Linked DNA regions of Homo sapiens: region 1 is linked to region 2. The links are chromatin contacts, found by Hi-C in ENCODE. All regions are on one chromosome and are shown on one strand. The core of a region is the stretch at or near the end of the contact, and the rest is flanking DNA. Distances in the headings are between cores, read along the strand shown.

What was found. Hi-C counts contacts between places; a loop is a spot of excess contacts on that map. Pooled maps may share reads with other maps.
Region 1: a loop to region 2 is called in a pooled map, with 4 times the contacts of the local background. The contact joins the promoter of SQOR here to the promoter of FAM98B in region 2. A Hi-C loop is called at or near these places in 2 of 50 pooled maps.

Annotation. Positions count from the first base shown.
Region 1 is chr15:45,633,779-45,639,195 of GRCh38, reverse strand. It overlaps SQOR (sulfide quinone oxidoreductase), which reads right to left and starts at 4,167. Exons shown (of 10, transcript NM_021199.4): 1 at 4,088-4,167. RefSeq lists enhancers at 1,397-1,456, 1,487-1,566, 3,396-3,445, 3,476-3,565, 4,028-5,023 and a silencer at 4,046-4,215.
Region 2 is chr15:38,450,764-38,456,565 of GRCh38, reverse strand. It overlaps FAM98B (family with sequence similarity 98 member B), which reads right to left and starts at 2,439. Exons shown (of 8, transcript NM_173611.4): 1 at 2,334-2,439. The coding sequence starts at 2,404. RefSeq lists enhancers at 2,022-2,121, 2,182-2,291.

The sequences.
Region 1 (5,417 bases), core at 2,918-5,417, 7.2 Mb before region 2:
GTAGAAGGAAAGTACATGGGAGACTCTTCTGCATAGGTTGGGTAAGAGATCCTAAGAGCAAGTGATGGACATGTCGGGATCATGACTTAAAAGAGATGGTGCCTAGTTGTAGCCATTTTTTTTAAACCTATTGTCCATTTGGTAGAACCAGTTGTATTAATTTTCTAGGGCTGCCATAACAAAACACTATAGACTAGATGAAGTCTAGAGAACAGAAATTTATTTTCTCAAAGTTCTGGAGATTGAAAGTCCAAGACCTCAGTGCTGATGAGACTGGTTTCTCCTGGGATCTCTCTCCCTGGTTTGCAGATGGCCACCTTCTCAGTGTGCCTTTGCGTGGCCTTTTCTCTGTGCACATGTGCTCCTGACGAGTCATCTTCTTATAAGGATACTATTCATATTGGATTAGGGCTCCACCTTAATGACCTAACTTAATTTTCCTTTTTTTTTTTTCTTTCTTTCTTTTTTTGAGACAGAGTCTTGCTCTGTTGCGCAGGCTAGAATGCAGTGGCATGATAATCTTGGCTCAATGCAACTTCCTCCTCTCCGGTTCAAGCAAGTCTCATGCCTCAGCCCCCTGAGTAGTTGGAATTACAGGTGCACACTACCCCACCCAGCTAATATTTTGAATTTTTAGTAGAGACGGGGTTCCTCTATGTTGGCCAGGCTGGCCTCAAACTCCCAGCCTCAAGCGATCTGCTTACCTCGGCCTCCCAAAGTGCTGGGATTACAGGCGTGAGCCACCGTGCCTGGCTAATTATTCTTTTATTGAGACAAGGTCTTGCTATGTTGCTCAGGCTAGCCTCGAACTTCTGAGCTCAAGCAGTTCTCCCACCTCAGCCTCCCAAGTAGCTGGGGCTACAGGTGCTCACCACCACTTCTAACTAAGGCACTATCTCCTAATACAGTCACATTCTAAGATCCTGGGGGCTAGGGTTTCAATATATGAATTTGGTGAGTCCATAACACCAGTATTTGCCCTTCCCAAAGTTACAGACATAGATAGTCCCAGTGTGTTCTAAATTTCCGAGGGTTTTTTTGTTCTGTTTTGTTTTTTTCCACAAAGTTCTCTACCTCCTGTCCCAATTTAGCACTTTCTCAATGTAAATCACAGGGATGGTTGGCTAGATCTACTTTTCTTTATTATTATTACCACCTACATCTGGGGATTACAAAGATTTTTAAGGCTGGGATTAAGAAGCAACTAGTTGGCTTCCAGCCAGGTCTGGGCAGCTTTCCATAAGCTATCCAAACTGCTCCTATTTACCAAGTCTTCAGAGTCAAAGAGGAGTTATATAGTAGATAGTGGAGCAGGGAAACGTGAAAGGAGAAGAAAAAAGTACATCTATGCCCAGAAATGCCTTGTCATGGGTCCGTCTCCATTCTTTATAAGACATTTCCTGTGTTACAACACATCGGATTAACAAAGCTAGACACAGGCAACATGGAGGAGAAACTGTTCTGCAAAGGAATCCGGTTTCCTTTCAACATTCAGTTTCATTTTCACTGGCAGAACACCAGCCACACAGACACGCACACACAGACCCTGGGCCCTGACTGACATTTCAAACACCCCCGTTCCAAATGTGTTTATATATTTTTCCAGCCAGAAAAAAAGCCCCAAATTTAAACAAAGTCATTTCCCAAACCACCAGCTGTCTCCTTAATGAATTTTGTTTTTTGGACTTAGTCACAAGCAACCCTTTCTGACCCACTTATTCATTCAATAAATAATGAGTACCTCCCCAGGCTTGGGGATATAAGGCCATAAGCTTGGGAGGGATACAAATAAGTTCTGATAAATGGTATCTACTTCAGCCCTCTACACTAAGTGCAGTGCTGGGTGCCTTAAATACTTGGGAAGGTGTTATTATCTCCACTGTACAATGAAGAAGCTGAGGCGAAAAGAAATTCAAAAGCCAAAGTTAAGCTGGGTGTGGTGGTTGCTTTGGGAAGCAGACAAGGGCAGATCACTTGAGGTCAGCAGTTCAAGACCAGCCTAGCCAATATGGTGAAACCCTGTCTCTACCAAAAAATACAAAAATTAGCCAGGTGTGGTGGTGGGTGGCTGGTGTAATCCCAGCTACTAGGGATGCTGAGGCAGGCGAATCACTCGAACCTGCGAGGAGGTTGCAGTGAGCAGAGATCACCTCACTGTACTCCAGCTTAGGCGACACAGCAAGACCATGTCTCAAAAAAAAAAAAAAGCCAAGGTTACAATGGGCCTTGGAAATGTCAATGGAAGTGTCAAGCCCAGAAGCCAAGTCATTGGGTCAGTGCCCTTTCTACTATCAGAGGATCTTAACCTGGACCCAAAAACTTAGATGGAAAAGTATTTTACATCTTTATTTTTACGGATATTTAATATTTACATCTTTTATTTCTCTAGTATCTAACTGAAATTTAACATTTACTTCAATTATGTATGTAGCCAACAAACCACAGCAGTATTGGCAATACTAAGACTTTGTCACCAATAGAAATCACAGATATTGGCCGTGCGCAGTGGCTCATGCCTGTAATCCCAGAACTTTGGGAGTCCAAGGTGGGCGTATCACAAGGTCAAGAGATCGAGACCATCCTGGACAATATGGTGAAATCCTGTCTCTACTAAAAATACAAAAATTAGCTGGGTGTGGTGGCACACACCTGTAGTCCCATCTACTCGGGAGGCTGAGGCAGGAGAATCACTTGAACCCAGCAGGCGGAGGTTGCATTGAACCGAGATCGCGCCACTGCACTCCAGCCTGGTGACAGAGTGAGACTCCGTCTCAAAAAAAAAAAAAAAAGAAGAAAGAAATTACAGATATTTTCTTATATTACAAGTATTACCTATATCTTGAAATAATTGTTTATGTTCTTTACTACTTCAAAATTATGGTAACTATTTAATCCACTGCTAGATCTTGTTATTTAATAACCTTGTTATTAAATAACGCATTCGTTTTTTAAAGACATATATATTACCATATCATAAATTCTTTTAATGTTTTGACATGTGTTTTGCAATTGGTTTCCTTTATAATACTCTTCCTTTTGTTTTATACCTTTAAAAAAGCATTGTTCTGGTCCAGCGCGGTGGCTCACTCGTGTAATCCCAGCACTTTGGAAGGCCGAAGTGTGCGGATCATTTGAGGCCAGGAGTTCGAGACCAGCTGGGCAACATGGTGAAACCCGCCTCTACTACAAATACTAAAATTAGCCAGGTGTGCTGCGCCTGTAATCCCAGTTACTCGGCAGGCTGAGGCAGGAGAATCGCTTGAACCCGGGAGGTGGAGGTGGCAGTGAGCCGAGATCGCGCCACTGCACTCCAGCTTGGGCGACAGAGCAAGACTCTGTCTCAAAAAAAAGTATTGTTCTGAGAGTCTTTAGCCTTCCCAGAAATGCCAAAGGGGTGCACAGCACAAAAATGGAACAGAGCCCTGCATTATAGCAATGGGCAGCGCAGGCAAAGCCAGGGGCTCTGTTCAGCGTCTTTGAGCAAAAAGCCAGGTTGGAATTTTGATAAATAAAAGAGACAGATGAAGAGGAAAGGAAATGAGCCCAGATTCCACCAGAAGACCCCTTCTCCCTTTCCACCAATTCCTGTTCAGCAGGTGCCCTAAATCCTCTCCCCTTCAGGTTTCAGCTGCAGCCGACCCCTCGAGCGCCCCCTCTGTCCCACGCGCAGTGTCGGTGGATGACTGTGTCAATCCCTGGCCCCCGGACGCCGAGCACCCACTCCCGCTCCAGGACGGTGCCGAGTGACAGTCAACAGGTGGAAGGCGCCAGAAACGTCCACACACCAAGACCACGGATACTTCGGTTTTTAAGCACCCCTCGCGGGTTGGCCTCTCCGCGGCCCTGAGGCTCTGACACTCTGAGAAGGAAGCAAGAGTCCCAAGACCCGGGTTCCAGACAAGGGCAGCAAGAGCTGCAGGTGTCCGGAGTTGAGGAAGCAAAGTTTGGGGCGCGGCGCACCGGGTCTGCGGAGTCCCAGCTGCGGAAACCGAGTTAAGCTAACAAACAGCCTCAGTGGTGGTCGCTGTCCCCGCCCAGTCTCCCTCCGCTGGCCCAGGGCCAAAGATCGGCCGCGGATGCCTCTTACCCGGGCGTGAGCGGAGCCTTCGGTCACTGCGTTGGCGCAGCAAAAACCTTCGCTCCCTTCTGGGTCTCAAGGCCTGGACTGGGGCCCCGCCCGCCTGCCATCCGGGCGGAGGCTGGAGGCGGGGAAAGCGAGGCTCCCCCCAGGAAAGGTCCCGAAAAGTCCCGCCGTGCCCCGCCCGGCGCCGCAGCCCAGGCACCATGGTCAGTGAACACACCAGGGCGTTGAGCGCTCACGGGGCACAGAACCAGGAACAAGCGTCCATCCGGCCTGGGGTGCTGCCGGCTGGACAGACTCGCCCCTTGCGCGCCCTGAAGGGCGGCCCCGCAGGCTGGGGCGCACAGGCGGAGGACACCGAGGCCACCTGACGCTTCCGCCCCTGGGTGCCAACAGCGTTTTGTAATCAGGGCAGGCAAAAGCGGAGGCGGGGCGCTGTGCAGAGAGGCTCTGGCTGTTCCCACTGGGTCCTCCTATGTGCCCTGGGCTTCTCACCGGGTTCACACAGCTGCCCAGAAACACAGGTATTCCCGCGCTCATTTCACAGAGAAGGTGACCGAGGTTCAGCTTTGGTGTGCGCTGGAGCCCTTCCTTCAAAACGCGCAGGCAGGGGTAAGCTGGCTTCCAGCCACTGGCCTCCACAGTGTCCCATCCCATATTCATGACTGGACATTTTCAGTTGGCGGCTCTTTCCAGGTTGATGTAAAGTCTCAGTGAGTGGTTCTCCACCATATCAGATTCAGTAACCCTTTTTACAATAAATACAGGGTGTCCCAAAAGTCTCATAACCTGAGAAGTGCAAGTGCTAGAAGCTTTCAAAAAAACAAACAAAAATAAACCCTTGAAAGTTTGAGTTTCTTTTACACTTATTTGGTTTTATGAATTTTGAATATATATATATATATATATATATATAGTTGTTGTTGTTGTTTTTTGAAACAGAGTCTCACTGTGTTGCCCAGGCTGGAGCGCAGTGAGTAGAGCAATCTCGGCTCACTGCAACATCTGCCTCATGGGTTCAACCAATTCTGGTGTCTCAGCCTCCTGAGTAGCTGGGACTACAGGTGTGTGCCACCATGCCCGGCTAATTTTTGTATGTTTCAGTAGAGATGAGGTTTCACCATGTTGGCCAAGCTGGTCTCAAACTCCTGGCCTCAAGCGATCTGCCCTCCTGGGCCTCCCAAAGTGCTGGGATTACAGGCGTGAGCCACCATGCCCAGCCTTGAATATTATTTTTTTAAATGTTTTCAACTGATACTTTCTATCTTTAATCAAAGAGACTGACTGTATCTATGGCAAAATCATCATGAACAATACAATACAAACGCAGACTGTA
Region 2 (5,802 bases), core at 1,190-3,689:
TTTCTCCACTAGATTATAAACTCCACAAGGGTAGGAACCAAGTCTATTTTGCTCACCACTGACTCCTCAGAACGAGGTCCAATATACAGTGTGTTCAATAAATATTTAAAGGAAACTTCTCTCCATAGTAGTGTTTCTCAACTGAGTCTGTGAATCTTTTTAAAAATATGCAGGTCTGTACTGTACCTCTGAAGATTATGATTCGGTCAGTCTATGGTATATACTAGACTGGAACAGTTTTTCACAAGTTCCACACGACTCTGATGTACTTCCAGTGTTGAGATCTACTATTCCACAAAATCAGAGACTATCAGAACTGAAAGAGACTTCTAAAATCATCTGCTCCAGCCCTCTCTTTTCACAGATGAGAAAACTGACTGACTCCTAGCCTATCCTGTTTTCACCTGTATCACTAAATTGTCCTTTCACATAGATTTTTCCCTTCAAATGCCTCCCATTAATTTATTTTACATGACAAACTGAAGTACCTTTGCTGATATCCTCAATACCTTACAACAGAAAATGCATTATTCACTATCTACATGGATATTTGAAAACACAGTGTTCCATTACAACACATATTGTAAATAACTACTTTTTTCACATCGTATTATCATAGGAGAATTCAAACTTCAAAATGTTGCCCTCATAGTTATTCCAGGAAAAACTAATTTTGGAGTGTGTAAACTGTTTTACTTTCCATGTTGAATAATCTGACTAATTTTCCTTGATAAAAATCAAGATTATAGCAATGAATTTTCTAAAACACTTATAATATGAACAATAAGTTCAAGAAATGAAGAAAGAAGAAAAGCACTGCCTTTTCCTTTTTCATAAACCATTTATGAGTTCCCAATATTCTTACCTGAAGTACTTGGGAGCTCAAACTGTTTGGAGCCTAAATAATTCTACTAAGTATTTTCAGTTCTTGTTTTGGTTCCTTCTTAACCAAGTTAAGTGAGAACTTCCAAGGGACTTCACAGAAGTAAAAATGCCCCCTAAATAATCAATGGCACTGTTCTTTCGTTTGACAAATATGTATTCACGATCTACTAAGTGCAAGACTCCGTAACCCTGGGTCACTGCAAAGTAGGTATTATCAGGGTTCAACTAAAGAAACAATTGATAGAGGGGCAAATGCAGTTTTAGAGAAGATAAAGTGGGGTGTGGGATTGGTTCAAGCTTCATAATAACGCTGCAAAGGCACAGCTTCCCCTATCAAGAAACAGCAGCACGTAGCAGGGCAAACAAATGTGCAGATGGCTCCAAGCTCTTTATTTAATGTGCACTGTATGACTCAACTATCTGGTCCTATGCTTACTGCTGTGGACTCTTCTCTAAGCTTTTCTTCATTCATTTACTCATTCATTCAACCACTATTTACTGTAAAAGACTCCGTTCTAGTGTGTTGCTGGGAAAACATCGGTGAATAAAATATGCAAAGCATCAGTTTTCCAGGAGCTGACTTGGGGAGGAGGAGGAATAAAACGAGGGAGAAGCAGAGTTCAAGAGACAAATGAATGGGCAGGACATGATAATTTGGGATGGGGACAAGAGCTGTGTGGAAAAAAACAGGATGAGGTTGAGGGGGAGATTACGAACCACCACACTTGTTAAGTATTAACATTACTCCCACCTCCACCCTGAGTTCTCACAGCACTTACCATTCTGCACTGTAAATACCAGCCGGCAGCAGACTTGCAGCCTGCGCGACTATGTAAGCCAAGAGTAATCTGAAAAACTATCCTTTTCCCTTGCCTAGGGGAAATTTACAAACGTAAATATGTGTAAATTAATATACAAGCTAATATACACGTTGACGAACGGACGAAATGGTTGAAAGAACGAACTCGCAATGAACTACAACACTTTCTCCGGTCAAAGTAAAAGCCATTCGCTCCAGAGCCCCAAGTAAGCCACAAGTTGTACATTGTAGGAGACAACAGTCCTCAACAGCAGCTCAGGTTCCAGCACCTCCCTCCGGGCGCCAGAACTACGTCAACACAAATATCACCTGCGGGCGCGAGCTAGCCCAGAAAACCGGTGCTAGAAGGGCCGCTCCGCGCCACCCGGCGGATTCCTGCAACAGAGTTTCGAGGCAAGAAGTTTCGAAGAGGGGGCCACGAACCCCAGCTCTCCGGCCCTGCTCCACCCCCCAAATAGATTTCTCTCCCGCCTCCCGCTTAACTCCGTCGGCGCCGGAGGGATCGAGGCAGGGAAGGAGGCCTACACATGGCCGCCCAGGCCCACAGAGGCCCAAGGGAAGTAGGCTAAGCAGCCAGGCCAAGGAGAGGTTGCGTTTTCAGGGAAAAGGCGTCTCCAAAAGCACTCACCCCAGCGCCTCCAGTGTGTCCAGCACGTCTCCCTCCATCGTCGGTTGGGGACCCGGCTCCGGCCCTCTCATGGTCCTTTGGCCCAGAGCTGTTCGGCGCTCTAAGTAGCCCGCCGGAAACTAGCGTCACCGCGCCAAGGTTCCGGTCCGGGTCTGGCCGGTAACTGCCTGAGAGCACAGCTGAAGAAGGGCGCAAAGGTTCCCAGCCCCGAGGCAATAAACACTTCATAGTGCCTAAAACCGCTGCGTGTAACGATAATAATTTTTTAAAAGAATAGTAGAAATAATAAATAATAGTAATAAAGAGTTCTCTGTGTTGGGACTTTTCTGTGTGTTCAAATAAATTTTAGCAAATATCGTGGTATCGGGTTGATCTCAACCTATCCGATTCCAGACCTTTTTAATAACAGAAATCTGAAATAAAATTATAATTATCTTCAGCTAAAATTAGTAACTAATATCACATGCCTACACATATAATTTTTAAATCAATATACACGACGATGCTTCAACTTGAAGGAAAAAATGAAGTAATTTATAACAAGGTAATATTTTTCTCCTTATGAAATGCGGAAGACCAATGAAGTGATCAGATGCTTGCATCTATCTATGTAGAATCCCCTCAACTGCATATTCAGATGATGTGCTTCATTGCTGACAAAGCATTAGTTGTATAAGCAACAAACATACCGCCAGCAAAGTAAGGTAGTTGATGTGGTTTTCCAAAATTGTGGCGAATTCTCTGTAAAGTTCCAAACAAACAAAACATAATATACCCTCTGTGTACTATCCATGAAGAATTCAATCTCTTATCTAAAGGATTTAAAAAATGTATTTTAGGGTTCATATGTAAAAGGTACTAAGAGTATAAGGTTAGATCATTATTAGCAGGCATGTCACCTACATGAATACTCTAGCAGAACTGTTGGAAATCCTGCATGAAGTATAACTATTGATCCCTTGTATGGACCTGTCCCTTCCATTGCAGACTACATAGCATTCGTAGCCCCAGTCCAATAAAGACCAGTAATGCTCTCGCCTTCCTAATTATGGTTACAAACAAAAAGCATACCCATAAATGTGTAAAACACTCAAAGGTAAGCTGTAGTAGTCCACTCTCATATTGCTATAAAGATATACCTGAGACTGGGTAATTTATAAAGAAAAGGGGTTTAATTGGCTCATGGTTCCACAGGCTGTACACGAAGCATGATGCTGGCATCTGCTCCACTCCTGGGGAGGCCTCAGGAAATGGACAGTTGTGGCAGAAGGGGAAGGGGGAGTGCAGCTATCACGTGGCCGGAGTAAGAGGAAGAGAGAGGGTGCAGGGAGGCAGGGAGGTGCCACACACTTTTTTTTTTTTTTTCAGTCTCGCACTGTCGCCCAGGCTAGAGTGCAGTGGCATGATCTCAGCTCACTGCAAACTCCGCCTCCCGGGTTCACGCGATTCTCCTGCCTCAGCCTCCCGAGTAGCTGGGATTACAGGCGCCCACCACCACACCCGGCTAATTTTTGTATTTTTAGTAGAGACGGGGTTTCACCAGGTTGGTCAGGCTGGTCTCGAACTCCTGACCTCGTGATCTGCCACACACTTTTAAAAAACCAGATCTCATGATAAACTCACTCACTATACAGTGCCAAGGCAGGAATGGTGTCAAACCATTCAAGAGAACTCTGCCCTCATGATCCAATCACCTCCCACCAGGTCCCTCCTCCAACATTGGGGATTATAATTTAACATGAGATTTGGGCACAGACACAGATCCTAACCATATCATAAACTCAACCATACATTTGTATAATGACTATTATTACTGTATATTTTAGTGTTGTACAAGGCTTAAGCGTAAAATTACTTGCAGTTTAATGTATCTGAATTCATCTCCAAATAAGGGAGAGGAGAATGTATATTAGTGGTTACTGCCTCTTGTCAGAGTTGGGGTGTCATAGAAGGTACTAGTCTTAGTACTCTTGGCAAAAAGTCTCTGTAAAAATCAAATAGAAATGAGGTAACTGTTCTTTATTATTATTGATCTTAAGTGTTCTGCTGCTGGTTTTCCTAAAAAATCTAAATAAATGAATAACAAAAGTTATGCACAGAAAAAGAACTAAAAACAAACAAAAAAGCATGACTGGCCTAGCATGGTGGCTCGCATCTGTAATCCCAGCACTTTGGGAGGCTGAGGTGGGAGGATCACTTGAGTCCAGGAGTTTGAGACCAGCCTGGGCAGCAAAGTGAGACCATATCTCTACAACAAATTTAAAAATTAGTCAGGTATGGTGGTATGCACTTGTAGTCCTAGCTATTGAGGAAGCTAGGGCAGGACGATCAGGATTGCTTGAGCCCAGGAGGCCGAGGCTGCAGTGAGCTGTAATCAAGCCACTGCACTCCAGCCTGGGCAACAGAGTGAGACCCTATCTCAAAAGAAAAAAAAAAGCATGACAGATATTTGAAAAAACTGAAAAGGTCTAACATAGTAAATGGAATAATTGGACTCCAACAAGACCCTTGAAAAAATGAGACAGAAGCAAGAAGAGACTCTGCTAAAAATTTCCTGACAAAACACTGATCCAAGAGCACTGTTAATGTCAACCAGGACGTATACAAAGAAATTCACAATTTAGGAAAATTTTTGTAAAAATGCTGAAAACAAAAGATAGAAGGAAAAGCTTAAAAGCAGCTGGAGAAAAAAATCAAACTTTAACAATAATATAAGCTGACTTCTCAAAAGAAACAATGGAAGCAAGAAAATCATGAAACAACATCTTTCATATGCTTTAAATAATGACAAATCCAGAATTTTACACAGTGGAAATATCCTTAAGAAATGAAGGCAAAATAAAGATGTTTTCAGATAAACAAAACTCATGTAAATTGTTTCCAGCAGACCCATGTCAAAAGAAATATTAAAGAGGGTTCTTCGGGTTAAAAAAATGATGCCAGATGAAAAAAAAATGATGCCAGATGAAATCCCAATGGTGCAAAAAATAATGAAGAGTATCACTGGAAATGGTAAATATGTAAGTGAAACTAGATATATATTGACTATTCAAAACAGTAATAGTAATGACTTCTGAAATGTAAAATATAGAGAGAATTCAGGGGGTGAGGTGCTGACAAAGAGTTTAAAAACAATAATGTTCTTCCATTATCCAGGCAGTGGTAAAATAATGAATTTATGGTAGCAAATCAAGATTGCATATTGCCATCATTTAGGTAATCACTAACAGAATTATGAAATAGTATATAACTAACAACTAAGAAAAGGGAGAAATGGAATAATGAAAAATACTTACTAAATCTAAAAGAAGGCAAAAATGGAAGATAAAATATCAAACCAAAACATGGCTGGGTAGCAATATTAATATTAGAAAAAATAGCTATTAACACAGAAGCATTATAATATTACAGAGAGATAAATAGGGACATTTCATAATGATAAAAGGGTCATGACGCAGAAAACCATAAG